Linked DNA regions of Homo sapiens: region 1 is linked to region 2. A link is a contact called in ENCODE Hi-C or POLR2A ChIA-PET data. All regions are on one chromosome and are shown on one strand. Each heading gives the region's core, a stretch centred on a gene start or an enhancer-like site at or near the end of the contact. The rest is flanking DNA. Distances are from core to core; before and after follow the strand shown.

Region 1 (5,236 bases), core at 2,212-4,711, 75 kb before region 2:
AGCAAGACTCCATCTAAATATATATATATACACACACACATACATGCATGTGAAAGTTCATTGCAGCACTATGCACAATAGTAAAAACATGGAATCAATCTAAATGCCCATCAATGGACAGATTGGATAAAGAAATGTGGTACATATACATCATGGAATACTGTGCAGCCATAAAAATGAACAAGATCAGGTCTTCTGGGAACATGGATGGAGCTGAAGGCCATTATCCTTGGCAAACTAATGCAGGAACGGAAAACCAAATACCCCATGTTCTCACTCATAAGTGGGAGGTAAATGATGAGAACTCACGGACACAAAGAGGGGAACAACAGACACTGGGGCCTACGTAACGTTGGAGGGTAAGAGGAGGGAGAGAATAAGGAAAAATAACTATTTGGTACTAGGGTGGCAAAATAATCTGTATGACAAACCCCTGTGACACAAGTTTACCTATATAACAAACCTGCACATATACCCCTGAACATAAAATTTAAAAAAATTTTAATGTGGTACTTATATGCAATGGAGCACTATTCAGCCATAAAAAAGAATGAGATCCTGTTATTTGCAACCACATGGATGGAACCGAAAGTCATTATGGTAAGTGAAATAAGCCAAGGACAGAAATACAAACATCACACGTTTTCACTTATTTGTGGGATCCAAAACTCAAAACAATTGAACTCATGGACACAGAGAGTAGAAAGATGGTTACCAGAGGCTGGAAAGGATAGTGGGAGGGTGGAGACGCAGGTAGGTTTATGTGTACAACAAAATAGAAACGATGAATAAAACCTGGTATTTGCTAGCACAACAGAGTGACTATAGTCAATAATAACTTAATTGTAAATTTTAAAATAACTAAGAGTGCAATTGGATTGCTTGTAACACAAAGGATAAATGCTTGAAGAGATAGATACCCTATTTTCCATGATGTGATTATTTCACATTGCATGCATGCATCAAAACATTTCATGTACCCATAAATATATACACTTACTATATACACAGAAAAATTAAAAATTAAAAATATATATAGATAGCCGTTTGTCTTATATTTACATTCCTTTTAAAAGTCTTATATTTCTGTATATGAAGAATACACAATACGACGTACAAAATTTAAATGTGCAAGAGTTAAATTGTTGAGGACAGAAATATAATGAAAAATATTGTCAGATTTTCTCACACATATTATTTAACTTATCCTACTATTAATTACTACTAATGGCCACTGTTTAGTCCTAGTGTTTTGTTTAAATAGCACTTATGTAACAGAAAATAATACATAAAAAACATATAATTTCAAGTGAACACTTATTCTTAAGTAATGATACATATGGACAATTATTTATAATATGTTATGGGTTTTCTTCATCTAGCACATCTATGTCCTGGGTTGGCTCTCTGAAGGTTGGCCACCCTAAGACTATAGTACCATTCTAGTGGGAGGAAAAATATATAAACAAGATACTATTTGTAAATTGCACAGAATAGAAACTGATAAACAATGGTGCCATCTGTGAAAGTGACATCAGTGGCTGGAACAGGTGAGAGAGGCTTTCTTTTACTAGGGTATTTTAAAGTAGTCTTAAATGTTGTACCTTGCAAATATACCACGTATTTTTATTTTATTTTATTTCTTTTTCTGAGATGGAGTCTCGCTCTGTCGCCCAGGCTGGAGTGCAGTGGCGCAGTCTCGACTCACTGCAACGTCCACCTCCTGGGTTCCAGCGATTGTCCTGCCTCAGCCTCCTGAGTAGCTGGGACTATAGGCGTGCCCTGCCATGCCCGGCTACATTTTGTATTTTTAGTAGAGACAGGGTTTCACCACATTGGCCAAACTGATCTCAAACTCCTGACGTTAAGTGATCCGCCCGCCTCGGCTCCCGAAGTGCTGGGATTACAGGCGTGAGCCACCGTGCCTGGCCCCCACCTATTTTTAAATGTACCTTGCAAATATTCAAAAGCAAGGGACTGTTACTAGTTTTACACAGAGGTTGGCCACAGTAAGAGTGGAGAAAGGCACTAGCTCAGCGTGGGAGCACGTGCTCTCACTGGAAACAATGTATTGAGAACACATGGTTCTTGGTTGGGGGGAGTTCCTGCCCAAACTTCAAGATGGCGGCCAGGTGGACTGCTGATTCTGATGAGTCTGATGAGGTGAGCTGCGCCACAAAACTGAAGGACCCGCTAAGCCTGGGAAATTAGTATGTATTTGTGTAAGTGTTTGTGAGGAGAGCCACTGGAGGGTTTTAAGGAAAATAATGATTGGATTTATGACTGAAAGGTCCGTCTAGCTGTGTAAGGAATGTGGGGGGACACTATTTGGGGAGCATATTTCTGTAATCTTGGTAAGGATGTTGGCTTGGACTCGTTAGCATAGTAGCACTGGATGGAGATGTGGAGACATGGATAGAACTTTGGGAGGTCACCCGGACAAGACTTGTTGCTAGGTTGAGTGTGGATTGTGAGGGAAAGCGCCAACATGGCTGCCTGCTCCGTTTCTGGCCTGGGTGAGTCACGGTTCCTGTTCCTGAGGGAGAATCCTAGGGCGTTGGTGGATGTGGAGGGTAAGAATGAGTTATCTGCGACATTTTAAGCCAGAGATAGTTAACTGATGCACATTTTTTGAAAGTCACTGGGGCTGGATGGTAGGTTCTCACGAAAAGTCATTCGGGCTGTTCTGTGGGTGAGGGGCTGGGAAGGGTGTAACTGGGAGGCAAGGAAGGGTCCTGTGTTGGCCTCAGCGGGGAGACAGGAAGCTGCTCCAGGGCCAAGAGAGGCTAGAGGGTCTCTAACGGGCCGAGTGAAGGCTTTAGTTTTTCATCAGTGTGAAATGGGCAGCCACGGTAGGGCTTTGAGTGTGACAAGGGCTGACCAAAGTCTTGCTGTGGGGAGAGCAAGCTATTGGGTAGGATTGTCAGATTTAGCTAATAAAAATCCAGGACACCCGGTTAAATATGAATATCAGAACAATTATTTCGTAGCATAAGTATGGCCTGTGCAAATCTGGGATATACTTATACTAAAAATGTATTCCTTGTTGATGTGACATTCAAACGTAACGGGTCCAACTGTGTTGGACCAAGCAGCCCTAACACCGACTGGGTCTGGAATTCCGGGAGGCCGAAAGGGGCAAAGGTGGTAGCCGTGGAGGTGTGAGGAGGGACCCCCGCAAAGGTGAGGTTGGCCCACTTGGTGCCCTTTGCCGGGAAACAACTCTGGGAAGTCGAGCTTCTCGGCCCCTCTACTTCTTTCAGGCCCCAGCAGGCTCCATGGGGAAGGATTACCTGCCTCTTCCAATACTGAACTCGGGCACCCCAGCGCGTCTCTTCCCCTGGCCAGCGGCTTGCTGAAACTCCCGCCCCCGGCGGCTGGCACGTAACCCCGCCTTCCGTTTCCCTCCTCCCGCTCCCCGCAGGGGTGGAGCCTGAGCGAGGAGCCCGCGAGCTCTCCTCTCTCCTCTGTCTCCGCGGATGACGAGTGGCTGGATAACATGGAGTCGGGCAAGATGGCGCCTCCCAAGAACGCTCCGAGAGATGCCTTGGTAAGTGCGAAGGATAAGCCGCGGATCGCGAAGCCAGGTGCAGCCAGGGACCTGCGAGGCGGGGCCACGCTGAGGGCCTGAGGGTCGGCTCGCACGCTCGTTTCAGTCTAGTCAGGGCCGTCAGGAGGAGAGGGTGATGGGGATGCGCCCTGGCCCCCGGGCCCCTATCTCGCCGCTTGGGCCAAGTCTTGCCAGAGGGTCGCGGTCCAGTGGAGCTTGCGGAACGGCTGCCCAGCTTTGTGTCCTGGGCTTCGGGCCCCTGCCTCCCCCTCGTCTCTAGCTATCTGCCAGCCCTGACTCCGCGTCCAGGGTTCTGATGCTACCTTAACCCGCCGCCACAGCCAAAAATGACAACCAGCTGGAGCTACTTACCTCTGCTGGAGAAGCCAAATTCTGTCTTCTCTTTGCCCCACACCCCGCCCCCAACCCCGCCAAAAAATAAAAATAAAAGTTTTCTGCAAAAGCGTACTATGCGATTTCGTGTGATCACTGACTCACTTGGGAGGGCAAGGGTGAGTAGGACTTTGGAGCCCAAAGAAGGGGAACCTTGTATCATAAATATAAATACTACCCTTCAGTGCAGCCTTGATTTCCAGTACCAAATTCTGCATCTGGTGTTTTTATTTGAATCCACAGGTGATGGCACAGATCCTGAAGGATATGGGAATCACAGAGTATGAACCAAGGGTTATAAATCAAATGTTGGAATTTGCTTTCCGTAAGTTAATGAAACACCAAAAACTTGCCTAACTTGTGAACTTGAAAAGATATTTTTATTGTAAGAACATTTTCTTTTATTTTCTTTTTTGAGACAGGGACTCGCTGTTGCCCAGGCTAGAAGGCAGTGGCGCGATCTTGGCTCACTGCGGCCTCCGCCTCCTGGGTTCAAGCGATTCTTGTGCCTCAGCCTCCCGAGCTGGGACTACAGGCACTTGCCACCACGCCCGGCTAAGTGTTGTATTATTAGTAGAAAGGGAGTTTCGCCATATTGCCCAGGCTGGCCTCGAACTACTGACTCAAGTGATCCCCCCATCTCGGCCTCCCAAAGTGTTGGGATTACAGGCGTGAGCCACCGCACCCAGCCTTGTAAGAACATTTTCAACCAAATTATGTTAACAGTATCATAGAATTCAGCCTAAAGAACGAAAGGAGCTCAAGCTAGGGGACAGTAGTATTCACACTGTGATATCTGTTTAAAACTGATCATATAGACAGGACAATTACTTATTAAAATCAGCATTTAGGCTGAGCACAGTAGCTTACACCTGTAATCTCAGCACTTCGGGAGGCTGTCGCGGGGAGGCCAGGAGTTTCCTGGGCAACATAGCGAGACCCTGTCTCTACAAAAACCCACAAAATTTATAAACCGTCTACAAATTAGTGGAAAGTTTTATTAAGACAAGTAGCCATAAATATTAAGCTGTCTTCATATGTTTAAGAAAAGATTGTTTTGTTCTTATAGGTTATGTGACTACAATTCTGGATGATGCAAAAATTTATTCGAGCCATGCTAAGAAACCTAATGTTGATGCAGATGATGTGAGACTGGCAATCCAGTGTCGTGCTGACCAATCTTTTACCTCTCCTCCCCCAAGAGATGTGAGCAAACTTTGATTTGAAGTTATTTTTACTTACAATTTTTAAAACTGTAGTTCTAATAAGGATTTTTTTTTTAAGTTTTTACTG
Region 2 (5,186 bases), core at 1,518-4,017:
TATTATCTCACCACTGCTCCAGAATTCAATATTTAAATGAATGAACTAAATTTTGCCCCTGAAAAACACTATTAAATCACTTTTAAAACAAGTATGATAAAGAGTTGAGACCCCCCCCACCAACACACACACACACACACACAAATTCACTGTGTAATGGAGATAGTTTTACTGTCTTGTGCATCTTAAACATTGGCAAATGTAGGTAGTCTCCCCTCATTGGTCCTTCCCTCATCCCTGCCTGTCCCCTTAACATTTTGAGTGATAACAGGCATTGTTCCTGTTCTAAAATGTAGAAATGAAAGCAAAAGAAGCCCAAGGTCATATACCACGTGTCTAATGGAGTTGGGCATAATAGGGAGAAGGTGAAAGAACTAAAATAACTAGAGATGCCTAGTTTGAAATAGAGAAGGTTCAGGGGCTAACATAACTGTATCTTGGCAACCATCATCCACCATTCACTATTTCTGCAGAACCTCTTCTTCCAGGCCTCTGTACAAAGAAGGCCAACTGCTTCTTCTAGATTTTTATTTATTTTTTATTTTTAATTAATTAATTAATTATTGAGATAGAGCCTCACTCTGTTGCCCAGGCTGGAGTGCAGCAATGCGATCTCAGCTCACTGCAACCTCCACCTCCCAGGTTCAAGCAATCCTCCTGCCTCAGCCTCCCGAGTAGCTGGGATCACAGATGTGTGCAACCATGCCCAGCTACTTTTTGTATTTTTAGTAGAGACGGGGTTTCACCATGTTGGCCAGGCTGGTCTCCAACTCCTGACCTCAACCAATCCGCCCGCCTTGGCCTCCCAAAGTACTGGGATTACAGGCATGAGCCACCGTGCCTGGCCTTCTAGAGTTTTTGTTTTGTTTTGTTTTGTTTTGCTTTGTTTTGTTTTTTGAGACAGAGTCGCACTCTGTCACCCAGGCTGGAGTGCAGCGGTGCAATCTTGGCTCACTGCAACCTCCGCCTCCCAGGTTCAAACGATTCTCCTGCCCCAGGCTCCCGAGTAGCTGGGATTACAGGTGCGTGCCACCACGCCTGGCTAATTTTTGTGTTTTTAGCAGAGACAGGGTTTCACCATGTTGGTCAGGCTGGTCTTGAACTCCTGACCTCTTGATCTGTCCACCTTGGCCTCCCAAAGTGCTGGGATTATAGGCATGAGCCACCACACCTGGCCTAGATTTTTAAGGGAGGAGAGAGATGGGGGACCAATAGCCAGACAGACCCTAACTTCTCTATCAAGAAGCACAGCCATCACTTTTTAACTCGGCCTCAATTCCATCACAGAGACAGGCCCTGGGCCAGGAAACTCCATGTAATCCTAAAACTCCAACCTATAATCCCAACAAGGAGATGAAAGGCCCATGACAAAAACTTCCCATAATCCCAAGTAACTTGCCCCTAAGGAGAGAATGTGCTTGTGGTTCTCAATCCTGCCTGAACATCAGAGTTATCTAGGGATACTGGGCCCCATCCCAGAATTTCTATTTTAAAACAAACAACTTGGGTATGCAGCCCAGGTTGAGAACTAAAGCTCTTAACCCAGTAGTTCTCAAACAATAGCATGAATCAGAATCATGCTGGAAGGCTTGTTGAACTGTGAATTGCTGGGCTCCACCGTAGAAGCTGTAGATTCACTTGTCTGGAGAGCAGCCCAAGAACTTGAATTTTCATCAATTTCCCAGGTGATGTTGATGTTACTGGTTCCAGAGACCACACTCTGTAAACAACTGGCATAACCTATCAGAGTTTGGCCTTGATATCTTTTTTCTTTTCTTTTCTTTTCTTTTCTTTTCTTTCTTTTCTTTTCTGTTTTAGACAGAGTCTCACTCTGTCGCCCAGGTTGGAGTGCCACGGCATGATCTTGGTTCACTGAAACCTCCATTTCCCAGGTTCAAGCAAGTCTCATGCCTCAGCTAGTAGCTGGGATTACAGGCATGCGCCACCATGCCCAGCTAATTTTTGTATTAGGTTATTGCAAAAGTAATTGTGGCTTTTGCCATTAAAAGTAATATTTTTAGTAGAGACGAGTTTTCACTATGTTGGCCAGGCTGGTCTCGAACTCCTGGCCTCAAGTGATCTGCCTGCCTTGGCCTCCCAGAGTGCTAGGATTGCAGGCATGAGCCACCGTGCCTGGCCCGGCCTTGATTTCTAACAATTCCCATGGCTTCCTCCTCAGTTTGCCCCTGCACCAAATCATTGCTGAGGATATTAGAACTAACCCCAACCCTCAGTTATCAAGTCAGTCTCTACCTTGTGTATCACTACAGAAAATAATCAGCTCACAACCCTCCCAAGGTCACCACAGCTTAAGCAGAGGGAAACACAAACACACACATCCCTCAAGCTAAATTTTCCCCTCAACACTGAAACCTTCACAACTGGCTTCTGAAGAGAAGGGCTGACCCATCAGGGAATAGCAGTCTTTGACCTCACTCTTTCACTGGAGCCTACATAATACAGAGTGCACAGATTTGTCAGCAGTCAAATCAAACACTTTTCCAGCAGGAGATAAACTTAACTCTGAGATCAGAAACCTCATCTTGTCACACTTACGAGGTTTATCATACCTCATGAGAACTTCTGAGTTTCTTTCCAAGGCTGATGACCCCATTGCTTTTGCCAGCATCCTTCAAAGGCATTGTGAACTTGTAGACAGGGGCAGAGAATAAGGGTCTGTGGAAAGCTCAAAATGTGTAATGGAGTCATAGTGAGAGTTTAAAAAAAAAACATGACTCATATGGAACTCATGACTCACTCTCATGAGGAGTGTGACATTCCTTCAAATAACGCCTTATACCATCTGTGAAAAGGGACTTTAAGAGTCTCAGTCAAAAGCTCATTATAGGCCAGGCACAGAGGCTCATGCCTGTAATCCCAGCACTTTAGGAGGCAGAGGTGGGTGGATCACCTGAGGTCAGGAGTTTGAGACCAGCCTGGCCAACATGGCAAAACCCCATTTCTACTAAAAATACAAAAAATTAGCTGGGCATGGTGGTGGGTGCCTGTAATCCCAGCTACTTGGGAGTCTGAGGCAAGAGAATCGCTTGAACCCGGGAGGCGGAGGTTGCAGTGAGCCGAAATTGCACCATTGCACTACAGCCTGGGCAACAGAGCAAGACTCTGTCTCAAAAAAAAAGCTTGCTATAAAGTGTAAATAGCTTATTTTTTAAAAAATATTCTAGGCTTTCTCTGTGGAAGTGGAAGGAATGGATACTTCCATTTCCACCCTTGGCAGTTTTTTGACAGTGCTACTATTTAGCATTAGCGTGGGAATGGAAGAAATGAGAAAGGAGGTGACCCAGGGTCCATACTCTAGTCTAAGGGATCTAATGGAACTTGATGCCCAGAAAAAGCACTTCAGAATTGCTTAGCATTGACAATTTTCAGTCTTGTCACACGATTTTCCATGACGTTTTACAGAAGAGAAAAGGAGGCCCAGAGAAGTAGTGAGACTGGAGGACAGGAGAGTTCCCTGACTCCCTCAAGGGACTTGCAAGGGTGTGGGTGGGGGGACTCATTTTGCTCAAATTGACCTCAAACCCCTTGAGGGAGGGGGAGCACGCAGGTGAGTGGGTGCAGGAGCCAGGTCAAGTGCCTTTAGATGCTGGCAGGAACAAATCCTGTACCAGCTTGCAACAGTGTCTAGCAGTTGCCCATGACCTCTGGAGCCCCAGAAGATGTGCGTTATAAATAATGCCCTTTTAGCAGTTGCCATCTGTGGACAAATGGCTTCCCTGAAGCCTGGCCTTCTTCCTGCTCCATCCCCCTTTCAGCTCCCCTTCTGCTGAGGGCCACTTCCACTGCTTAATAAAGTCTTCACATTCAACACTCTTCAAGTCCATGTGACCTGATTCTTCCTGGACACTTGACAAGAACCCAGTTACCAAGAGGGTATGTATGACTGAAATTCAAATCCAAGCCTCCTGACCTCAAATCCAGTGCTCTTACCACCTCAGCAGAGGTGGTGCAAAACAGAACTTGATGCCTGTTCCCCAAAGGCTACTGCATAGACTGTGGGTAATTTGAGCCCAGAGTTCTGTGTAGAATTCTACCTGCTCCTTTTAACTGCCTGCTCCTGGCATATCTGAGGTGTGGTGAAACCCAATCAAGAATGACTGCAGTGGTCAAAATGGAAATTAACCCTAAACTTGTATATGCTGTCTTAGAGAGTTTATTAGACTGAGCTTGGAATTACATTTTTAAAGCATTATAATAACTTGTATAGCAGATTTTGCACAGTAGTTACGGCAACACCCATCTTGGGATGTATGTGGGGACCTCAAACTCTTAAGAAATGCTTAAGCTGCTGGGTATGGGCAGAAAGGTATAAGTATCAGGGATCAGAGGCTTATTGGGCAATATTAAAATAAATGCTTGTCTGCCTCTATGTAATGCCAGTGTCTATGGTGGAATTTCTGAAGTGAGTTACTTTGAAGAAAAAATTATTTTTTCTTGATCCCTCAGTCTCTAGCAATGCTATCTATTTCTTGGTACCATTCTGAGAAACCAAGGACTTCTTCCCATAATGCCCTGTATATTGCTGGGATGCAATCAAGAGTCAAGGAAAACAACATACCTGTTAGAAGCTCTTGGTACATGTGATGGTTAATACTGAGTGTCAACTTGATTGGATTGAAGGAGGCAAAGTATTGATCCTGGGTGTGTCTGCGAGGGTGTTGCCAAAGGAAATTAACATTTGAATCAGTGGGCTGTGGAAGGCAGACCCACCCTTAATCTGGTGGACACAATCTAATCAGCTGCGAGTGAATATAAAGCAGGCAGAGAAATGTGAAAAGGCAAGACTGGTCTAGTGTCCCAGCCTACATCTTTCTCCTGTGTTGGATGCTTCCTGCCTTCAAACATTGGACTCCAAGTTCTTCAGTTTTGAGACTCAGACTGGCTCTCCTTTCTCCTCAAGCTTGCAGACAGCCTATTGTGGGACCTTGTGATCACGTAAGTTAATAAACTCAGATATATATATATATATCCTATTAGTTCTGTCCCTATAGGGAACCCTGACTAATACAGTACACTTGGTACACGTTCCTGTTGTTCCTCCTTCTGTAGTCAGATTTTTTCTAAAATAAGGACCTTCTCTTGGGAATCTTCAAAGCCTTATGATGGTTGCTCTCACATATCAATCAGCAATCAAGATGATTGATTCACATATCTCTTCAGACACC

What was found. A loop is a pair of places that touch in the nucleus more often than their neighbours do. ChIA-PET counts read pairs that join two places held with the same protein, here RNA polymerase II (POLR2A). Pooled maps may share reads with other maps.
Region 1: a pooled map shows a loop between it and region 2 (4-fold over the local background). The contact joins the promoter of TAF9B here to the enhancer-like site in region 2. A Hi-C loop is called at or near these places in 1 of 37 single-sample maps with no recorded cell type and 6 of 50 pooled maps. POLR2A ChIA-PET finds 5 or more read pairs at or near these places in 2 of 52 experiments (T-cell and activated CD4-positive, alpha-beta T cell).

The regions. Positions count from the first base shown.
Region 1 is chrX:78,137,875-78,143,110 of GRCh38, reverse strand. It overlaps TAF9B (TATA-box binding protein associated factor 9b), which reads left to right and starts at 3,461. Exons shown (of 7, transcript NM_015975.5): 1 at 3,461-3,550; 2 at 4,187-4,268; 3 at 5,013-5,149; 4 at 5,228-5,236. The coding sequence starts at 3,500. RefSeq lists an enhancer at 3,463-3,772.
Region 2 is chrX:78,062,657-78,067,842 of GRCh38, reverse strand. No RefSeq gene overlaps it. Among named protein-coding and RNA genes, the nearest start is that of PGK1, 39 kb to the left of the region's middle. RefSeq lists an enhancer at 2,554-2,843. Within about 2 kb of position 2,767, at least 5 of the 41 ENCODE cell types and tissues checked have a DNase peak (open chromatin) inside an H3K27ac peak, as active enhancers do.